2 separate regions of the Homo sapiens genome follow, and region 1 is linked to region 2. Evidence: read pairs that join two places in POLR2A ChIA-PET (ENCODE). Cell type or tissue: MCF 10A. All regions are shown on one strand. Links, peaks and the distances in the headings refer to the core of each region. The heading gives the core; the rest is flanking DNA. Region 1 overlaps MRPS33 (mitochondrial ribosomal protein S33). Region 2 overlaps BRAF (B-Raf proto-oncogene, serine/threonine kinase).

Evidence for each region. Peaks named below come from ENCODE experiments on the same cell type or tissue, not always from the same donor. Only the 100,000 strongest peaks of a DNase experiment are listed, where the experiment ranks them.
Region 1: POLR2A ChIA-PET joins it to region 2 with 6 read pairs; 7 of 35 experiments call an interaction of 5 or more read pairs at or near these places.

Annotation. Positions count from the first base shown.
Region 1 is chr7:141,001,647-141,010,598 of GRCh38, forward strand. MRPS33 (mitochondrial ribosomal protein S33) reads right to left here. Exons shown (of 3, transcript NM_053035.3): 2 at 8,773-8,952; 3 at 964-4,889. The coding sequence ends at 4,784. Among named protein-coding and RNA genes, the nearest start is that of MRPS33, 8.8 kb to the right of the region's middle. In MCF 10A, for the core only: no CTCF peak of the experiment used is centred there; no DNase peak of the experiment used is centred there.
Region 2 is chr7:140,872,197-140,881,148 of GRCh38, forward strand. All of the region lies in intron 1 of BRAF (B-Raf proto-oncogene, serine/threonine kinase), which reads right to left. Among named protein-coding and RNA genes, the nearest start is that of BRAF, 48 kb to the right of the region's middle. In MCF 10A, for the core only: no CTCF peak of the experiment used is centred there; a DNase peak (open chromatin) is centred at 4,695.

The DNA of each region.
Region 1 (8,952 bases), core at 224-8,223, 130 kb after region 2:
ATGGGGGGGCGTCAAATAAGATATAGCCTGCAAAGCACAATGTATTAAACACTCCAGAAATGCTGGCCTTATCTGTATTTATTGCTGTCCTGCTTGGGAAGTCATTCCTGATGATGCAAACATTGACCTCTTTTATCTCTAACCCTCTTTTTAAATATTAACTTGTTACTAGTTTGGTGCTTAACCCACTGGCCATTTCTCACAGATATTCTCAGACTGGAGCTCTTTTTAGATTAATCTGTATCCTTAGTCTTTCAATTTCTGTTTAGAATAGTTTTTATTCTAAACTCAACAGGCCAATTGTTTGTGGCTCTATCGGGAAAATGATTCTGCACTGAGCCCAATTTAGATTGTCTTACTGAGACAAGGCTAGGTGGAGCTCGGTCTTCTGCAACAGGGACACAGAACATTCTCCATAAATGAATCCATCCTTTCAGAAAACACATATTTCCTTAAGTAGAATGGAAAAGGTCTTAGAATCTACCTTGGTTTAACTCTACTTTCTACTTTAATGTGAATCTGTAATATTGCCACATCTCCAATTAAGTTACAAAATTGCATCTGGCTAGTTTTATAACCCTTCTCTCCATTTTGTTGCCTTTATGGCATTTAAAAAACATTTCACTGTTTTAAGTTCAGCATAAAAGTTTTACTGTTTATCCAGTTATCTTAGTATCCAGGGCTGGACAGTCTCTCTGTTTTATCTAAGTATCCTTGAATGTAATACTGTTTGTTTTGCTGCTTCTTTCTCTCTTTTTTTTTTTTTTTTTTTTAAGAAATGCTTTCTTCTGAACCTTTCTTGAGTACTTAACGAAAGCCATGAAGACAGGGTTGGCAGGATAACAGATGTTTCCCCCTATTTATTGCTCCTGAAGTTTGTTCCCTGCTCTAAATCTCTAAAATTAGGCACATAGGATCTTTGGGAGAAATGTGTGAATAAAGAGAGACGGGGTGAAGCAGGCAGAATTTCAAATTTTGATTTATTCTTTCTTGGAAAATGATTTATAAATACAAGCATTATGGTTATATATGTTTAAATATATGATGCCTTATGTTTATTTTGAAACACACACATATATGGTGCTTAAAAAATAAACTTATGGAGCCCATAATTACATAAATAATAAGATGTTACCTCTCATCTACCTCCTCTTCCTGAACCTATCATGCTGCTTGTAAACGTGGGGAACTTTATATTTTTAGGAGATACGTGTCAATGCTGCCACAGAAAATTGCGCTAGTAAGACACAGCAGTACTTACTAGTCACATAATGTGCTATATGTAAAAGTTTTTAACTTTTTATAATTTACAGAGTTCTTTTCACAAATATCTTATTTCATTAATCCAGTGAAGCATTATGATTTTATAGAGAAGGAAAGAGGTTCAGAGAAGTAACTGACGTCACATAATCAGTAAGTACACTGTATCACAAACCCATGACTTTTGAATCTAAAACCCAGTCTTTTTACTATGTTATGCTGAAATCGAGGGCAAAATGGTCTATGCACACTGATCCCCACAGGTTAGAAAGCACCAATAGTTTAGGTTTTGACCAGAGAAATCCAATTAAACAAACTGGCTAGTCTAAACTTGGAGTTAAAGATTTTTTTCTGATTACACTTAGTCACCATCTTAACCATTGGTCACTGTTGTCCTGAAATTTGTTGACTTCCCTGGTGTCAAGAGTTAACTTTTCCTTATCTTCTATTGATACCTTCCAGCTGGTCCATCGTACTTCTGTACAGGCTGTTTTGAGTCACACAGCTTGCTCTATCAATTGAAGGTATAGCTTATGTACAAATGTATTTTAGCTTTCATTTCTGATTTTCAGCCTGGAGCAGTGGCACACTAATCTACTTCTGCGTTATCTACAAACTTCCCTGTCAATCATTGCCAAGGCTCACTGCAGGGTCAGGGTCTGAGATCTCACTGAAGCTCTTCCATCGGCAAACCAATACATCGATTCTTTACTTGTTTTCCGACTCAGGTCTGCTGTTAGAATGTAATGCAGTTATTCTCTTTAAAATATCATGCTAATTCTCTTAAGTTCCTCTTACATTCAGATCTTTCCCAAAAGCTGGAGATCACATAATTCAAACATCTGCTGAGCTACATTGGGTTCAGGCTGAGATCCTGTTTCTCAGCTCAACATCCTGGGGTAGTCATCCACCTACACCTGGCTCAGCTGCATTGGCCAAGAATAACAGTGCATCTGCACTTTTCTAAGCACGTTTCTGAGATCTTGCCAATACTTTGTAATACACACATGCTCATTCACACAGTCTTAGGGACTAAGTCTATTTGTCTCTGTATCCTCTACAACTATCACGTGTCGAGCACATGGCAGGTGCTCAGTAAAAAGTTCTAAATGGGCTGGGTGTGGTGGCTCATGCCTGTAATTCCAGCACTTTGGGAGTCTGAGGTGGGTGGATCAGGAGGTCAAGAGGTTGAGACCATCCTGGCTAACACAGTGAGACACCTTCTCTACTAAAAATACAAAATATTAGCCGGGCGTGGTGGTGGGCGCCTGTAGTCCCAGCTACTTGGGAGGCTGAGGCAGGAGAATGGCGTGAACCCGGGAGGTGGAGCTTGCAGTGAGCTGAGATTGCGCCACTGCACTCCAGCTGGTGAGAGTGAGACTCCGTCTCAAACAAAAAAAAAGGTCTAAATGAATGAATTCTCCTTTTGCTGGAATTCACTTCTACCACATACAAACCACCCAATTTTATTTTATTTTATTTTTTTAAACAGGCTATAAAATAGGCCCTAGCCATACCATCTGGATTAGGTATCTTTAAAAATAGCATTCATTTAAACATATGTACTGGGAATCTTTCTACTTCAGGAATCATTGAGTGTTACAGAGAAAGAAAACTGTGGCTGGAGTAGCTGCTATACATACTCCAATAAATACTATCGCACTAAAATGCTTTTATATTTTGATTATTTTTTGAATAATATGTTTGAATATTGACACTATTGTACACTTAAATATGGTTAAGATCATTAATTTTATGTTTTTACTACAATAATAAAAAGTTATTAAAAAATTACTGGACATGCTAAAGATTCAGAACAACTGTTGGAAAAAAAAATCAGAGAAGCCTTCACAATTTTTTTTTTGAGACAGAGTCTCGCTTTGTTGCCCAGGCTGGAGTGCAGTGGCACCATCTCAGCTTACTGCAAGCTCCGCCTCCCTGCCATTCTCCTGCCTCAGCCTCCCAAGTAGCTGGGACTACAGGCACCCACCACCACGCCCGGCTAACTTTTTTGCATTTTTTAGTAGAGACGGGGTTTCACCATGTTAGCCAGGATGGTCTCGATCCCCTGACCTCGTGATCCACCCGCCTCGACCTCCCAAAGTGCTGGGATTACAGGCGTGAGCCACTGTGCCCGGCCAAGCCTTCACAATTTCTTTGGAAACTCATTGCTGGAATACAATAAAACCAGCAGCGAGCTACTCAAATCTATACAACAGTCATCCCTCATAGAACTTCTAGTTATGTTCAAGCTTTTCCACAGAATTTCCAAAGCCCTTCATGATCTGGCCTCTGTTTTCTTACAGCCAACCATGAACAAACTCAGTGTTTCTTGAACAGACAATTTCTTCATACCTTAGGGCTTTGCAAATAGTACTCTCTGCCTCAAACCCCTTTCTCACCATTTTCCTTTTGGCAACCTCTTATTTATTCTTCAAGGTTCAGCTTAAATATCATTTTTTTTTTGAGATGTAGTCTTGCTCTGTTGCCAGGCTGGAGTGCAGTGGCGTGATCTCAACTCACTGCAACCTTTGCCTCCCGGGTTCAAGCGATTCTCCTGCCTCAGCATCCCGAGTAGCTGAGACTACAGGTGCATGCCACGACGCCCAGCTAATTTTTGCATTTTTAGTAGGTGGGGTTTCACCATGTTGGCCAAAATGGTCTCGATCTCTTGACCTTGTGATCCACCCACCTCGGCCTCCCAAAGTGGTGGGATTACAGGTGTGAGCAACAGCGCCTGGCTTAAATATCATTTCTTTAGGGAAGCTTTCTTTAAACTCCCTAATGTGATTTGGGCTTCTGGCTATCTCTCTCTGCATTCATCCATCCATCCATGCTCTTATAGAAGTCTGGCTTTTTCCTTTGTAGCATGTAATACAATTGTATGTAATTATGTAATATTAGTCCCTCCCACAAGACTGAAACTTACATGAGGTAGGGAGTATTTCTCTTGCTAACCACGTGTATTACCAGGGCCCCAATATCTTGTACAGAGCAGGTATTCAATACTTCCTTTTAAAAGATACTTACTCTACAAATTCATCTTAATAGATTTCTCAAAGGAGTAGGTGAAGACACACACAAAGTTTGTGAGCTTGGTGGTGGAGACAGTGGCTGAAAGGCCCAAGATGAAAGAAGTTTAGGGCTGGGTGAGTCAGTAAGCAAGAAGGGAGAAATGAGGACACTATAGGATGCTCACTTAATGAGGTTTCCCCTCCATTCCCCCAGCATCCCATCCCACCCCAAACAAATCATCAAACAATAACTTAGGTATTTATTTCATTAGAGAATCAGGTAAACCTCACATTACACGGCCAAGGCCAAGATAATTTTGCACAGTTAGAATGTGTTCAAGAAACCAGCCACAATGTAACCGGATTAGATTTCACCAAGGAGATGACTGTGTTCCTCCAAATAAACTTCATTTAGGAAGATGACATTCCTCCAATAGGTGGAAAGACAATAAATGCACTTTCTTCTCTCCGCCACTGAGGAAGAAAGTCTCCCTCTTGAGGGACCAACACTATTTCCTTTTTGCTGCTCTTTTCCCTTCTCCTTTCTTTGGTTTCTCCTTTCCACGAAGCTTCTTTAGTCGTTTTTGCTCATCCATAAAATCCTGATGCTCATCTCTGAATGAAGAAGGAAAAAATAATTAACCAGTTATTTTTACGAGTAGAAAAGTACACTAATCTAGCACGCACTGCTCTCTTAGGTCATTCTGGTTATCGATCTTTGACTTTTACAAGTTAGCCACATGCTCAGCTTGGTGAACAAAAAGTATAGGGAGTCCCTAACACAGAGATGCGGTGTATTCCAAAAGTTCACTTGTAAGTCCGTTTCCCCTCACAGAAACACTGCCACAAGCTGCAGGGAAATTCCCAGGCCAGCCTACATAAACCTACATAACAATGACACAATACTAATGATTACCCCAAATTTCCCTGCAACACTAAGACTAAACAGAGAGGAGACAAAGTGGGAATCTGCTTCAATAGCTACACAGAGACCCTGACTGCCCTAGGAACTAGCATCTACTCAGAATGGGGTGAGGTCTGGAGGAAGCTCAGCCTGGCCAACATGGTGAAACCTTAGTGGCAGCAGGTAACTCACACAAAAAGGCTGCTGGGGAAAGGCTCAGGCAGAAGGAAGCCAAATCAAAAGACAGATACTAAAGGAATCAAAGCAGCCAGGACTACGTAAGTATGTGGATGGCACAGAAGTTGATGATTGCTTATATTATAAAAAAAAGTCCACATCTTAAGCCCAGATACCTAAAGATTGGTATGGTGTTTAAACATGTAAGCTCTGGATTCCATGTGAACCTGGGTTCAAATCACGGCTCCACCATTTACTAGATCTGTCACCTTGGATAAGTGGCCTTACCTCCCTGCACCTTAGTTTCCTAACCTGTAAAGTATGGATAATAACAGTGTATGAATCAAATGTAAGAGAGGGGTGTGCTGAGCTTAAGTTTTAACTCTCTAGGCTATCCATGAACATCATGGACAGTATACAACTCTTTGGGATTAGTGGTGAGTGTCCCCAAATAATTCTCAACAGTGCAGCTGGTATAATTCTTCTAAAATATATGTCAGATCATGCTACTCCTGTTCATAGCCCTGCAAATAGTTCCCCATTTCAACCAGAGCAAATGCCATTGTCCTTACTATGGCTTCACAGCCCCTTGCAATCCGTCTCCAGTCCCACACCCTCCCGGTACCTGCACGCCTCCTGGAAAGGAACACTCCCACCTCAAGGCCTTTGCTGTGCTCTTGCCCCTCTGCCTTGCAAACTCTTCCCCAAGTCCTACTTGGCTCACTCACCACCTTCAAGCCTCTGCTTAAACCTCAACTCCTCAACGAGGCTGACCCTGACTGTCCTGTTTCATCCTGTAATCTAGCCTCTCCCCACCTACTGCAGGCCCCGTCAGCACTCTGGATCCTGCTCAGCCGGCTCTACTATTTTTTTCCACAGCATGTTCAACTTTGTAACAGATCCTATAATTTACTTATTTTTTTTCCCCCTCTTCTGTCCCTCCTTCATTCTCATCAACCGTTGGACAGAAAGAAAGCTTTCTGGCGACTCTGTCTCTGTTGATGATACAAGCTAGGTACCTGGTTAACTGAATGAATCAATTGTTTCTGAGAACTGGTGCTTCCCTCCCTCTTTTGCAGATCTCTGAATAATATTTTCTTTATTGGAGACTGTCTAGTTTCATCCTGCCTGATGCCACAGGAGGCCTAGCATTAGAGGTATCATTTACCATACCTAGTGACTACGTGAAAATAATCTTGTTTTTCTATGGATAACTATTTTTCCCTGTCCCCAAAGATAGTTAAGTCTTTATTTTTCAAACAAACAGACAGCAGCAGCAAAAAGATCAATTAAAATAACTGAATGTGATTTTTTCATGGGTTATAATCTTCTCCTCAGGATATCTGCCTCCCAATATTTTATTTTGGGTTATAATAAAATTAGTTTTTATTTTCTGAGCCCAGACTAATGGCAAGAGAGGTAGTCCCAAAGCAATTCCAAACATTCAAAACATGTCATAGATTGTAACCTCTAATGTTAACCAAGCACATCTATTATGTTCACTGCTGTTCCCCTAGTGCCATCTTAAGTGCCTGCACGTGGAAGGTACGTAAGAAATATCCACTGGATAGTGAATGTACCAATCTTTAGTGATCTGCAATGAATGTTGTGCTGTACTATTAATTCTATTGTATTAGAATAAATGGTTCCCAATAATTTTAGTATTGTTGCCCAAAGACAACTCCAATTACAACTTGTTAAATTTTTAAAAAGATGGTAGGTATTTTAACTTTATACAATTATGTACTATTTGAATTCTTTTGTAATGGGCATGTATTAGTTTGGTAATTAAAAAAATAATTTTTTTTTTTTTTTTTGAGACCGAATCTCGCTCTGTTGCTGGAGTGCAGTGGCACGATCTCGGCTCACTGTAACCTCTTCCTCCTGAGTTCAAGCGATTCTCCTGCCTCAGCCTCCCAAGTAGCTGGGATTACAGGCATGTGCTACCACACCCAGCTAATTTTTGTATTTTTAGTAGAGACGGGGTTTCACCATGTTGGCCAGGCTGGTCTTGAATTCCTGACCTCAAGTGGTCTGCCCGCCTTGGCCTCTCAAAGCGCTGGGATTACAGCTGTGAGCTATCATACCTGGCCAAAAAAATAATTTAATGAGAAAGATCACACAGGTATTTGATTTTTTTTTTTTTTTGAGATAGAGTCTTGCTTTGTCACCCAGGCTGGAGTACAGTGGCATGATCTTGACTCACTGCAACCTCCATCTCCTGGGTTCAAGCAATTCTCTTGCCTCAGCCTCCCAAGTAGCTGGAATTACAGGCGTGTGCCACCACGCCCAGCTAATTTTTGTATTTTTAGTAGAGACGGGGTTTCACCATGTTGGCCAGGCTGGTCTCAAACTCCTGACCTCAGATGATCTGTCTGCCTCGGCCTCCCAAAGCACTGGGATTATAGGCCTGAGCCATTGTGCCTGGCCTGATCTTTTTTTTTTTTTCAGAGATGCACACAGTTCTAAGCACCTACTCCCTAGACATACACACACATACAAACACATGGTGTTAAGAACCTGTGTGATTTACGTATTATCCTTAAAGGCAAACTACAGCTTATCTAGACCAAATTAATATGTCAAAAAGGGTACAAAATAAAAATGCCAGAAGACAGTAGGAAGAAATGTCAACAAAAATGCCACCAGAAGAGAAAGAAGGCTCCCACATACCAGTTAAGCAGCAGATCAGGTGTCGGTCAGGGACTCTGTTCATCTGATAACAAGAGCCCACTGCCCTGGCAACCTTGGTGTTTCTGAGGCTTTCTTCCTCAGTACTTGGACCAGTTTTTCTCTGCATTGTTTTTTTTTTTTTTTTCTCGAGATGGAGTCTCACTCTGTTGCCAGGCTGGAGTGCAGTGGCGCGATCTCGGCTCACTGCAACCTCCGCCTCCCAGATTCAAGCAATTCTCCTGCCTTAGCCTCCCGAGTAGCTGGGACTACAGGCGTGCACCACCATGCCCAGCTAATTTTTGTATTTTTAGTAGAGACAGAGTTTCACCAAGTTGGCCAGGATGGTCTTGATTTCTTGACCTCGTGATCTGCCTGCCTCGGCCTCCCAAAGTGCTGGGATTACAAGCGTGAGCCACTGCGCCTGGCCTCTTGGCATCCTTTTTAGAGTGCTCTTAGATTAACAAATGATTAAACACCTCTCTACAGCTCAGTATCTATTCAACATTAGTCATGTTGTAGACATAATTAAAATATATCTTCCAACAAGCATGAATTTCCTTTTTTTTTTTGGTCTCTCCATTATGGGTATTTTGAAAGAAGACTTTCTCCTGCCAACTGTACCTTTTGAACTACCTGGGCTCTATTATAAGAACAAAACTACAAGGATAGAAAGGCTAATTTTTTTCCTTTTCTGATCTACTGAAAAAAAGTCTCTCATAGGTCCCTCTTTGTGTTTGTCATCACCTGTAGAGTCCAAGAAATCGGAGCGTCTGCATGAGTTCAGCGTAAGTGTGGTGATTTGGATACCAATCATAAGTCTCCTTCTTCTTGGCCAAGGGCAGTTCACTAAACAGTTTCACCACTTTCATAGACTTGGAATTAGTAGGCCTGGTGACTTCACCAAATAGCCGGGCACTGAGACGA
Region 2 (8,952 bases), core at 279-8,278:
AAGAGTGAAACTCCATCTCAAAATAAATAAATAAATAAATAAATAAATTGCACAGAACAAGCTTGAAATTTAAAATGTCTGTTGAAATAAACCTAAAAAAGGAGTTAACTAGCAAAATGGACAAAGCTAAAGTCCATGGTACTTTAACAAAAAGTTAAAAAAAAAATATGAAGTAAAATGAAAGCTTAAATTATGAGAGTAAAGTTAATATCCCAGAATACAGATTAAATTATCCTACATACATCTAAGAGAAATTTTATGAGAATTAAAATAAGAAGAAGAAATAACAAAGAAAATTTAAGAATTTCTCCTTGAGCCAAAAGGCAAATAAGAGTCTTCAGAACCAAAGTTCCTTTTTTAACAAAGAAAGAATAAGAGCTGGGCATGGTGGCTTATGCCTGTAAGCCCAGCACTTTGGGAGGTTGAGGTGGGAGGACTGCTTGAGCTCAGGAGCTTGAGACCAACCTGGGCAACATAGCGAGACCTCATCTCTACCAAAAATAAAAAAAAATAAAAATTAGCCAGGTATGGTGGCATGTGTCTGTAGTTCCAGCTATTCAGGAGGCCAAAGAGGAAGAATCACTTGAGCCCATGAGGTGGAGGCTGTGGTGAGCCATGATTGTACCACTGCACTCCAGCCTGGGTGCTTGGAGGGATACAAAATTAAACAAATCCTGCTAAGTTAAACTCAAAAGGAAATAAGAAAGTACCAATAAAATTCTAAGGAATAAAAAACAAGAATCAGATTGTTGTATGCTAGAAAATAAGAAAACAGTATCTTCAAAATTCTAAGATATATATAAAAAATCATATCAATACTACTACTTCTGGCATGATGAAATGAGTACATTGATAAATCCTCTCCCCCAAAAGCAACTATAAAGCTGGACAAAACCGTCAAAACAACCATTTCAGTGCTCTGGACTTCAGCTAAAGGCTGAACCTGAGTAAGAACATCACAGTCTGTGGCTTTTTTTTTTTTTTTTTTTTTTTGAGACAGAGTTCTGCTCGTCGCCCAGGCTGGAGTGCAATGGCACGATCTCGGCTCACTGCAACCTCTGCCTCCCAGATTCAAGCGATTCTCCTGTCCTAGCCTTCCAGGTAGCTGGAATTACAGGCATGCACCACCATGCCTAGCTATTTTTGTATCTTTAGTACAGACAGGGTTTCACCATGTTGGCCAGGCTGGTCTTGAACTCCAGACCTCAGGTGATCCATCTGCCTCGGCCTCCCAAAGTGCTGAAATAAGAGGCGTGAGCCACCATGCCCAGCCATCTGTGGCATTTTTGCTTGAGGCTGCTGCCATCCCTTCTTCAGATGACTGACCAATCTCTCCCTCTGTTGGCATGTGTTCAGCTAGAGACTGTGTGTGTGTGAGGGTGTTGACAATTGATTTGGAGTGCTGTGAATTTAAGTGATAACCTCCACTGCAAGTTGGGGGCTTAATACACTTTCCACACTCCACTAGTTGAACGGACACTGCAAGCACGTGCTACAGGGTCTGGACAGGGCCCACACCTCCACACATCCTTGACTGACTGAGCCTCTGCATGTTCATGCACACAGGAGACACAGAGGAGCCCGGAGGAAAGCAAAAGCCAGGTCAGGCAACATGGTGGCCTGAAGTTTGAATATACTCCCTGATACACAGATAGACACACAAAGAAAGAATAGAAACCTTACTGGCCTTGAAATATTTGAACAAAACCTCTGACAAATCTTTAGCTTGACATTAAGCTATGGAAAGACAGGAGCAACCCCTAGGAAGCCAAGAATAAAAATAAAAACAAGGAGGGGAAAAAGAACAAATTGAGCAGAAATATTAGTAGTCACACATTACGGGGGTGGTGGGAACACACTTCAAAGATTTAGTCCAACTATAAAACTTGGACAGAACACATAGAGCAGCTAATCGACAACACTGGAAGTAAATAGCAGTAGACGATTGGGATAGAGGACAAGGATCTGAATCATCATGAAACCATCAGTGAGTTTACATTTTACATACTTTTTTTTTTTTTTTTTTGAAATGGAGTCTCACTGTCGCCAGACTGGAGTGCAGTGGCGCGACCTCAACTCACTGCAACCTCCAACTCCCTGATTCAAGCAATTCTCCTGCCTCAGCCTCCCGGGTAGCTGGGATTACAGGCACGCGCCACCATGTCCAGCTAATTTTTGTATTTTCAGTAGAGACGGGGTTTCATCACGTTGGCCAGGATGGCCTCGATCTCCTGACCTTGTGATCTGCCCGCCTTGGCCTCCCAAAGTGCTGGGATTACAGGCGTGAGCCACCGCGACTGGCCTAAAAAAAGTTTACTTTTTAAAAGAAAAAAAGTAAAAAAAAAAAAAAAAAAAGGCAAAGAAATAACATTCAAAGATAGTGTCTCAGTTTTTTCCCCTCACTTTTCTCACGTAACCCCATGGTGGCAGCGGCAACAATAGGATCTTCAAAAGAGCCAACATTCTGAGAGCAGGGAGAGAACCAGGTCTCCAATTGATGTAGCTGTGGGGATTAAAATAAAATGAACAGAATCCAGGTGATATGGTTTGAATCTATGTCCCCACCCAAATCTCATGTTCAAATGTAATCCCCAATGTTGGAGGTGGGGCCTGATGGGAGAAAATTGGATCATGGAAGCGGTTTCCCATGGCTTAACACCATCCCCCTTAGTGCTGTCATTGTGATAGTGAGTTTTTATGAGATCTGGTCATTTAAAAGTATGTGGCACCCTCCCCATCTCTTGCTTCTGCTCCAGCCATGAGAGATATGCCTGCTTCCCCTTTACACCTTTCACCATGATTTTAAGTTTCCTGAGGCCTCCCCAGAAGCAGAATCTGCTATGTTTCCCGTACAGTCCGCAGAACCATGAGCCAACTGAATCTCTGTTCTTTATAAATTACCTAGTCTCAGGCATTTCTTTATAGCAATTCAAGAATAGAGTAATACATCAGGGATCTATGGGACAGTAACAAAAAGATCTAACATCTGTGTCAGTGAACTTCTAAAAGCAAAGAATAGGATGATTAAAAATATCTGAAGAAATAATGTCAAAAGCCTTCCCAAATCTGACAAATGACATAAAACTACAGATTCAAAAAGGTCGGTGAATCCAAAAATGGATAAATACGTAGAATTCCACACTCTCACACATCATAAAGTGTTGAAAATGAAACACAAAAAATTACTATTATTTTTTGAGATAGCATCTTGCTCTGTCGCCCAGGCTGGAGTACAATGGCGTGATCTCAGCTCAATGCAACCTCCGCCTCCCGGGCTCAAGCGATTTTCCTGCCTCAGCCTTCCTAGAAGCTGGGATTATAGGTGCCCGCGAACACGCCTGGCTAAGTTTTTTGTACTTTTAGTACAGACAGGGTTTCACTATGTTGGCCAGGCTGGTCTCGAACTCCCGACCTCCGGTGATCCACCCGCCTCGGCCTTCCAAAGTGCTGGGATTACAGGTGGGAGCCACTGCGCCCAGCCTAAAAATTATCTTGAAAACAGAGAAAAACAATCCATAAAATATAGGGGAACACCACTTCAAATGACAACAGGTTTCTCAGCAGAAACCATGAAGGCCAGAAGGAAGTTACACATTTTAAAGTGCTGAAAGAGAAAAAAACTATCAAAGGTAGAATTCTATATCCAGTTAAAGTATCTTTCAGAGCAATCATAAAACAAAGATATTTTCAGATAAATGGGAACTAAGAGAATTTGCTACCAGCAGACCTGTTCTAAAAGAATTGCTAAAAGAAATTCCTCACACAGAAGGGAAATAATACCGGAAGGAAACCTGGAAGAGTAGGTTGAGGAGTAAGCAAAATGGTAAACATGCAGACAAAAATACATTAACCCTCTCCTCTTAGTTTCCTTAAATATGTTTAATGGTTGAAAGTAAAAACAATAGCATTGCCCAATGAAGCTTTCAATTAATAGAAACGTAACATACAGCCAACAATAAGAGAAAAGGTGGAGAGAAGATAAAGAGACCTACGTAGTTTTAACATTTCTTTAAGTGGACCATAATCCATTTAAAGAAATGAATTTATTTTAAAGCAGGTGGTGAAAATGTTAAGTTTTTATAATGTAATCTCTGGAGTGATCACTAAAACTATATGGAGAGTTAAGAATTTTTAAGCCACAACAGGTAAATTAAAACAGAATGGCTAAAAGTTGTTCAAACAATCTAAAAGAATGCAGGAAAGACAGAGTAATGGAAAACAGAAGCAGCTAACAGAAAACAAATTACTAAACTGGTAAACCTAAATCTAAACATGCCAAAATTACATTAAATGTGAATAGTCTATAGATACAAATTAAAAGACAAGATTGTTAGAATGAATTTTTAAAATGACCCAACTATATGTAGTCTACGAGTAATTCACTTCAAATATAATTTTCATAATAGAAAGCATAACTAATATATATGCACCTAATAATGGAGCTTCAAAGAACATGAAGTAAAAACTTACAGAACATTACAAATAGGAAAACAAATTCTTAATTATATTTGATGACTTCAGCACTCCTTTCAGTAATAGAACTAGTAGACAGAAAATCAGTAAGAATATGGAAGAAATGAACATCATCAATCCACCTGATCTGATTGATATTTATATAACATTCTACTTAACAGCTGAATACATGTTCTTGTCAAATGCACATGGAACACTCACCAAAACAGACCATATTCTGAGTCATAAGACAAACTTTCACAAGCTTAAAAAAAAACCACAAACGTTTGTTCTCTGACCATAATAGAATTAAACTAGAAATAGAAAGTTAATAGGAAAATCTCCAAACACCTGGAAATTAAACAGCACATTTCTAAATAATCTTTGAGTCAAATGGAAGCCCCAAATTACATACTAATATTCCTCATAATCATTAGTAAAATATTAGCATACAGAATCCAGCAATTGTAAAAGGCATAATAAACATGACAATAAGGTTAATCCCAGGACCACAAGGCTAGTTCAATATTCAACTGAATGAAAATACAGCATACTAAATCTGTGGGATGCAAATACAGTAGTGCTACAGTGAATTAATATCATTAAGCTTGTGCCATTATTTTTTTTTTAGTTTTTTTAAGAGATGGGGGGGGGGGTGGGTCTTGCATGTTGCGCAATCTAGTTTCAAACTCCTAGGCTCAAGTGATGCTACCACCTCAGCCTCCCAAATAGCTGGAATTACAGGCATGTGCCACCAAGCCCTGCTCTTAAACTGATACTATTATATCAGCAAAGAAAAACAGTTGCAAATCTATCTTAAGAAACTTGAAGAACTAAATAAACCTAAAGAAAGCAACACAAAAATAATAAAAAGCAGAAATCCATGAGATTGAAAACAGAAAAAAATGTTGAAAACAAAAGCTTGTTTGTTGAAAAGACCAATACAATTTACAAATCTCTAGCAAGACTGACAAAAAGGGAAGACACAAATTAACAATATCAGTAATAAAAAAACAATGAACTACAGACTCCCCTACACACAGACATTTAAAGGTTAATAAGAATACTATGAAAAACTCTACATAAATTCAAAATGTTAGAAAAAAATGAACCAATTCCTCAAAAACCAAAGAAAAACAAAACTCTCACAGGATAAAAGATATCTGAAGATATCTTTTATATTCACAAGATAAAACAGATAATCTGAACACTCTTGTAACTATTAAGGAAATTAAACTCATAGTTAAAAACCTTTCTAAAAATAAATCTCTAGTAGCAAATTCTATCAGGTATTTAAAGAAGACATAAGACCACCTCTACAAAATACCTTCCATGAAACAGAAAAGGAGTAAGTAATTTCCAACTCACTTTATGATTCCAGCATCACCTTTACACTAATACAAAAGACTGTACAAAAAAGAAAATTATACACCAATATCCCTCTTGAATATAGATACAAGGTCAAAAAAAGAAATCACAAGAAAAATTAGAAAATACTTTTAGACAAATGAAAACAAAAAAAACACACATACCAAAACTGATGGCATACAGCAAAAGCAATGCTCAAAGGACAATTTATAGCAATAAATGTCCACCCCTACCTCACACCATATTTTAAAAACCCTCAAAATGAATAAATGATATAGGAGCTAAAATAATAAAACTCTCAGAAGAAAACATAGGGGTAAATCTTAATGACCTTGGATTTAGCAATGGATTCTTAGATATGACACCAAAAGTACGAGCAACAAAAAAAAACTGACAAATCATTCTTCAACAAAATTAAAACCTTTTGTGCAATGAATATTCTCAAGAAAGTGAAAAAAACCTACAGAATGCAAGAAAATAGCTGCAAGTCATGAATTTAATTAGGATCTATATCCAGAATACATAAAGGATCTCATGGAGGTAGACAGTAGAGTAGTGGTTATCAGAGTCTGGGAAGAAAAGGAGGGAGAAAGGGATAAAGGGAAGTTGGTTAATGGATACAAACATACAACTGGACAGAAACAGTAAGTTCTAGTATTTCACAGTATAGTAGGGAAATTACAGTTAACAATTTATCATATATTTCAAAATAGCTAGAAGAGAACTGTAATGTTTCCAGCACAAAGATAAATGTTTAAGGTGATGGGTATCCCAATCACCTTGACTTCAGCATTGCGCACTGTATACCTATATCAAAATATCACACGTACCCCAGAAATATATATAATCATTATGTATCCATTTTTTTTTCCTTTGAGACGGAGTCTTGCTCTGTCACCCAGGCTGGAGTGCAGTGGCGCAAATCTCAGCTCACTGCAACCTCCACCTCCCAGGTTTAAGCGATTCTCCTGCCTTAGCCTCCCAAGCAGTTGGGATTACAGGCATGCACCACCATGCCCAGCTAATTTTTTTTGTATTTTTAGTAGAGACGTGGTTTCACCATGTTGGTCAGGCTAGTCTCGAACTCCTGACTTCAAGTGATCCACCTGCCTTGGCCTCCCAAAGAGCCAGGATTACAAGCATGAGCCACCACGCCTGGCCATAATTTATTTTATTTTATTTTTGAGATAGGGTTTTGCTCTGTTGCCAGGCTGGAGTACAATGGCGGGATCTCTGCTCACTGCAACCTCTGCCTCCCGGGTTCAAAAGAGTCTCCTGCCTCAGCCTCCCGAGTAGCTGAGACTACAGGCGTGCACCACCACGCCCAGCTAATTTTTGTATTCTTAGTAGAGATGGGGTTTCACCATGTTGGCCAGGATGGTTTCGATCTCTTGACCTTGTGATCTGCCTGCCTCAGCCTCCCAAAGTGCTGGGATTACAGACGTGAGCCACTGAGCCCGGCCCACAATTTTTAAATTAACAACAAAAAAGTGTAGCTATAATGTAGTCTAGTAATGTCCAATAGCATTATTCTAAAAAAAAAAAAAAAAAAAAGCACATATCTTAATTTTAAAATAGTGTTAAAAACCACTAACAATTACCTGGGCCTTCAAGGAGTCATCATTTTTGTGTTGGTGGGTCTTGCCTCAGTGTTGATGGCTGCTGCCGGATCAAGTCAGTGGTTGCTAAAGGTTAGGGTGACTGTGGCAATTTCTTTCTTTTTTTTTTTTTTAAGATGGAGTCTTGCTCTGTCGCCCAGGGTGGGAGTACAGTGGCGTGATTTTGGCTCACTGCAACCTCTGCCTCCTGGGTTCAAGCAATTCTCCTGCCTCAGCCTCCCAAGTAGCTGGGATTACAGGTGCGTGCCACCACGACTTGCTAAGTTTTGTATTTTTAGTAGAGATGGGGTTTCACCATGTTGTCCAGGCTGGTCTTGATCTCCTGACCTCAGGTGATCTGCCTGCCTTGGTCTCCCAAAGTGCTGAGATTACAGGTGTAAGCTACCGTGCCCGGCCGGCAATTTCTTAAAACAAGACAACAATGAAGTCTGCTGTGCCGACTGACTTTTTTTCACAAAAGATTTCTCTGAACCAGGCAATATGGTCTGATAGCATCTGAACCACAGTAGAACTACTTTCAAACTTGGAGTCAGTCCTCTCAAATCTGCCAGTGCTTCATCAACTAATTTTATGTAAAATTCTAAATCTTTTGCTGTCATTTTATCAGTGTTCACAGCATCTTCAGCAGGAGTAAACCCCATCTCAAAAAATCACTTTCTTTGCTCATCTATAAGAAGCAACTTCTCATTTCTTCAAGTTTTACCATGACATTGTAGCAATTCGGTCACATCTTCAGGATCCACTTCTAATTCTAGTTATTTTGCTATTTCTACCACACCCGCAATTCCTTCCTCCATTGAAGTTTTGACCCCTCAAAGTCATCCACAAGCATTAGAATGAACTTCTTCCAAACTCCTGTTAATGGTGCTATTTTGACCTCCTCTCATGAATCACAAACATTCTTAATGGCATCTAGAAAGGTGAATAATTTGCAGAAGGTTTTCAATTAATGTTGCCCAGATCCATCATAGGAATATCTATGGCAGCTATAGCCTAATAAAAGATACTTCTTAAATAAGAAGAATTGAAAGTCAAAATTACTCCTTGATCCATGGGCTGCAGAATGAATGCTGCGTTAGTGGTTAAGAAAAACATTACTGAGGCAAGAGGATCACTTGAGACCAGGAGTTTGTGAGACTAGCCTGGGAAACATAGACCCTGTCTCTATTAAAAAAAAAAAAAAAATTAGCTGGGCATGGTGGTGCATGCCTGTAGTCCCACCTACTCAGGCAGCTGAGGCAGGAGGATTGCTTGAGCTCAGGGGTTCAAGGCTGCAGAGAGCTATGATCACACCAGCCTGGGCAAGAATGAGACCCTGTCTCAAAACAAAAAAAGCACACACACATAGAAAACAGAAGAGAACATTAATCTTCCTTGTACATCATCAGAGCTCTTGGGTGATCAGGTATATTATCAACGATTAGTAATATGTTGGAAGGGATCTTTTTTTCTTCTGAGCAGGGGGTCTCAACAGTGGGCTTAAAATATTCAGTAAACCATGCTGTAAAAGAAT